Linked DNA regions of Homo sapiens: region 2 is linked to region 1. A link is a loop called in an ENCODE intact Hi-C map of the cell type or tissue named here. Cell type or tissue: heart right ventricle. All regions are shown on one strand.

Region 1 (2,500 bases):
CTCCTGTTCCTCTTCTTTTTGCATGTCCCCTCAGGCCACCAGTGGGTTTCTGAGACTAACAATCTGAAGTAATTTTTGTAGGCGTCGTTGAATATGCATCATTCCCACTTCCTATAGAGGAGAGATAGCAAACTGGAAACTCAGCAGCCAAGTACAGCAGCCCATAGGCATGTTTGGGCTCAGTATTTTGTTTTGTTTTGAACTTGAGTTAACATTTTTAAAAACTGAGACTTCCCCAAACTCTGAATTTATCGCCTTTTTTGAGAAGTCAGAAGATCTGGCAAAACTAGAACAGTCTTCCTCACTGTGGTAATGGGGTAAGTATGAGAAGCTTTGAAGGGTTGTACCTTCTCCACGAGGCCACAGCCCCTATCCCTCAGTCCAGATCTATATGTGAACTTACTGCTGCCCTCCTGAATCATTTAGTTACCTGCCAGGCCCCTTAGTCCCGTGTTTGTCACCCTGGCTATAGAGATCACACTGCAAGAGATTTCCAACTATCAGAAAAGCTGTCTGTATCTTAAAGTTTATCATAGTACACATTATGGTGGTATTCCTTTTCCAAGCACAAATGAATGGGAGAAATGGAAACATGAATTCTAACAGTTGAAATCAAATGTAGGCAATACCAACTTAAAAAAACGCAGACAGTGCTAATTAAAGTTATGGAAGAAAATACCTTTTGGCTTGGCCAGATTGATGTAAATATTTCTTACAATACAGTTAGTACATATGGCATTTGCAAAGGTGGTGGTGTGAGAAGTAGAATTTGCCTGAGGTTTGTAAGCCAGAAGACTGGGTGACTTTATTTTCCTGTGAACAGTTACGATGTGTGGAAAAGTGAGGCCAAATAGAACACTTTTGATTGTATTGTTAAAATAGGACCTTAAGAAACCCCTCTGGATAAATTCTCTACCTCTTAAGTCAGTAAGGAAAAGGTATAAATCCTTTGTGTGACCTGTTACAGAGAACCTTGTCAGGCAAGACAGTTTATTGGAATGATGTACCCTAAATTTACCTGTTGCAGGGGCTGTGTTTTTCTAAGGCTATCCTAGGGAGTTCCCTTTGTGTAGGTCGACCTTGGACTGACCCCAAGATTTCCAGTCATCAGAATGTAGGAAGTAGAGGGAGTGGAATTACACATGCTTGGAACTCAGCCCCTTAGAAAAAGCCACATGCGTTTTCCAGCATTGGCCGTCTTTGTCTTCAGTTTTGAGTCCCTGAATATTTGATCTGAATTCCCCACACCACTTACACAAACAGTTCCATGCACTCCTCAGGAAGCGTGTGACATAATTTTGTGATTGATGTTAGGATTCCAATAACAAGAACACAGGATCACAGAAAAGGTCTGGTAACCTGAGTAACTTTTTAAAAACAATTATTTATAAAGGCACATGTCTCTGTGAAGGAACAGATGTTGGGAGGCAGCGTGCTGTGGGAGCAGGCTGCACTGGGATGATGACTCAAGAAACAGAGGTTCTAACCCCAGCTCTGCCTGCGTCATGTTACGTGACCTTTGAGCAAGTTTTTCCTACATCTCCTTTTCTTCTTGTGTAAACTGAGGAGGTTGGACTAAACAATCTTCCAGTTTTCCCACGTTGGACGTTTGAGCAGTCACTTGTTCTCATTATCTTTGCTTTACAGAGTGAGAATCCTAAGGAAGATGCTCCTTGGTGACTCTGTCCTCAGACATAATGGTTGGCCTCCCCTTCCCTGAGATAATGACAGAGTGCCCTGTGTGACTTATGTCATTGGTGGGTCTTCACTGACCATCTTCAACTCCTGCTGTTTGCAGTACACCTCAGACACTATGGGAAGCAAAGCTGGCCTTATGGGGAGACAGTCTTTTCCATTTGGGTTTCAGCATGCCAAGGAAGTTTTTTTTCCTTTCAGATGTTTCTTCTTATTTGGTGGTGGTTCCTGAAATACTGCATTATATTTCTTATTTCCCTCCGCCACTTTTTTGGCTTCTTGGAAACTGTGCATTGGAGTCTGAAGAGGCTATTAACATGGCAAATCTTAGAGTCACAGAGAATTAGTTAAGTAGATGGTAAAACCAAAGGCGTGGGGGTAGAGGGTGATACCAGAGTAAGGAGCAGTGGATAAGGGGGCCTGAAGGCCAACTTCGTCTGTCTGATACATTTGTCCTGCCCTGGTCCTGGGTGAGCAGGTTTGAAAGGGAGATGAAGCATGCTGCTCTGACTAGCTCTGCTCTCTGCCCTGAAACCCAACAGTGGCAGGTGGAGTTTTATACACCCCAAACACACAGATATACAGAGACAGCCAGATTTACCTGCTTATTTTTGGGGGGTGAGCCAAGAGGAAAGGAGAGAAGAGGCACAGAAGAGAAAATATTAACTAATGGAACAGCAGCTGAGCAGAGGCTGGAATGAATGGGATCACAACATAGGTACAGGGCATATGTTTGGCAGACGTAAAAGGAAATCTTGTCTCCACAGAAAGCTGTGAAGGAAAACAGTGAGTAGCATGTAGCTTG
Region 2 (2,500 bases), 270 kb after region 1:
CCACTACACTGTCATTCCATAGACTATACATACTTGGAAACTCATATCCTTCAGTGCTGAAAGGTCTCGTAAGTCAATCCTACTGTGAGTCTTTATGTTTCTATACTGCCTTGCCAGGCATGGTAGTACATGCCTGAAATTCCAGCTACTAAAGCCAAGGAGTTCAAATTCAGCCTGGTCAACAATGTGAGACCCCGTCTCTATTTTTTTAAAAAAATACCCCCCATATCAATTACATTAATTTTGCTTTTCATTTTTCCCAGTTCTCCTCAGCCCGCTCTGTTGAAATGCTGAAATTTTAACTGTCAGAGGCAACCGTAATATTGCCTTAGGGACTTGTGGGGAAGGGGAGGGGAATTATTCAGCGTAGTGTTTTAACTTTCAGAACCAAGTAGTCTATTTTCTCTATGTAAGAAATGTGTTTGTCTTACTTGAAGAGAAACCCAGACTTCATCAGTTTTTGATAACATCTTGGTTTCTGAAGGAACTTCAATCTGTAATTGGCATTCAGAATGCCCTTGGCATGGCAGTCTGTGTGATGGCATTTAAGACCTGTGAAATCCTTGAGCCCAACTTGATTAATCAACACTGATAACCACCACCTTTATCCTTTAAAGTCTGCTTTATCTGTATTTTAAAAAATGAAAAACCCTCAAGTGTAAGAGCCAGCTCCCTATCTACTCACATAAAGGAGAAGCGTATTAATGAATAAACCTCCCAAATGTCTCATCATTAATATAAAAAGGCATCCAAAAATCACCTACCATCTAAGGAAAATGTGAAGCATGACAAGAAAGTTTTTTAACTGACGCTGAAGAAAACATAATTGAGGAACCAGAAGAAAACAGGAGTGAGGGTTGAAAGATGGAATTATTATCCTAAAAGAAATTTAAAAGAGTATTCCTTTTTCAGAGCAACTGTATTTTTCTTTAAATGTACAGTAACTAAGTAAGAGCCCTCGGGGGGAAAAAAAACTATTATTACTATAACCAACGGAAGCAGTGGAAGGTAGTATTAAGGATATCACCTAGACACTGGTACTCAAAATGTGGACGCTAGACCATGTGGGAACTAAGTGTGAAAACAGAAACAGGTATTTTACACATTAAAGGACTCAGTTTACTTCCTAATGAACCCCCTCAAAGAAATTAACTTAAAATGCGCACAAGCAAAACAAGAATGAAAACCAAGAAAGGATGAAACATGATATTCAAGAAAGAGTAAGTACCATCTCAGAGAGTTGTGAAAGTGAATTCTAGTATTCTAGTTGCTAGGCAAGTCTGAGGAGCAACGAGTCCAGACTGGATTAGGAGGATGGAGGTCCCCAAGAGTGCAGTCTAAAGGGAAAAAAGGATTCTGTCGAAAGTATGATTGAGGATAAGATAAGGAAGCGGATGAGAAGGGTTGAAAAAAGCAGCTAGAAACTTTGGACATATTAGAGAGGAGTACATGTACAACAGAATCATAGTCCAAATGTGAAGCAAAAACACCAAAGTTAGAACAGAAAGCCAACTGTCCCCTCCCCTCAAAAAAATGGATTTCAAGAATAGCCAGAAGGGGCCTGGCATGGTGGCTCCCGCCTGTAATCCCAGCACTTTGGGAGGCCATGGCAGGCGGATCACCTGAGGTCAGGAGTTCAAGACCAGCCTGGCTAACACATGGTGAAACCCCGTCTCCACTAAAAATATAAAAAATGGTGTGGTGGAGGGTGCCTGTAATCCCAGCTACTCGGGAGGATGAGGCAGGAGAATCGCTTGAACCCAGGAGACACGGGTTGCAGTGAGCTGAGACCACATCATTGCCTCCAGCCTGGGCAAACGAGCAAGACTCCGTCTCAAAAACAAACAAACAAAAAGGCTAGAAGGAATCAAGCAATAGTAACAAAAGCATATATTTCTTTCCCCAAAGAAAAAACTAAATGGTACCATCATTTTGACCAATTTGTAGGATATAAGAACGGAGAATTCATTCAGATATTCTGCAAGACACTTACAAAGGGCTCCTGACTATGCCCCGATGGAAAAGAAACTAGCCGCTGAAGACTTGCCTCTACTGTAAAAACTACATATCTATTTACACTGTATCATTATTGTTCAGCTTTTACAATCAACAAATAGCACAAAATATAACAGACGTAGATTTACAAAATAGAATATAAATATTATCAACCCTAATTTTTTTCAAGTTAATCTGGATAGAAGCCGAGGGAATGGGCAAGAAAAAATGAGGCACTAATCATCTCACCATATCAGAGACTCAAGAAATACTGTAAGTTCGTAAAACAAATATAATTTTAAGTATATTAAAGTCACAAAGGGGCCAGCATGGTAGTTCACACCTGTAATCTCAACACTTTGGGAGGTTGAGGCAGGAGGATTGCTTGAGGCTACAAGTACGTTTGAGACCAGGCTGGGCAAAGATCCCATCTCTACCAAAAAAAAATGTATTTAATACCTGGGCATGGTGGTACATGCCTATAGTCCTAGCTACTCAGGAGGCT

The links. Peaks named below come from ENCODE experiments on the same cell type or tissue, not always from the same donor. Only the 100,000 strongest peaks of a DNase experiment are listed, where the experiment ranks them.
Region 2: a loop joins it to region 1, with 7 times the contacts of the local background. A loop is called at or near these places in 1 of 110 quality-filtered maps.

Annotation. Positions count from the first base shown.
Region 1 is chr5:113,249,426-113,251,925 of GRCh38, reverse strand. The region is part of intron 3 of MCC (MCC regulator of Wnt signaling pathway); the gene reads left to right. Among named protein-coding and RNA genes, the nearest start is that of TSSK1B, 180 kb to the left of the region's middle. In heart right ventricle, no CTCF peak of the experiment used is centred here; DNase peaks (open chromatin) are centred at 1,146 and 1,425; H3K27ac peaks cover 2,500 bases.
Region 2 is chr5:112,981,126-112,983,625 of GRCh38, reverse strand. The region is part of intron 1 of DCP2 (decapping mRNA 2); the gene reads right to left. Among named protein-coding and RNA genes, the nearest start is that of DCP2, 5.6 kb to the right of the region's middle. RefSeq lists an enhancer at 1,649-2,184. In heart right ventricle, no CTCF peak of the experiment used is centred here; no DNase peak of the experiment used is centred here.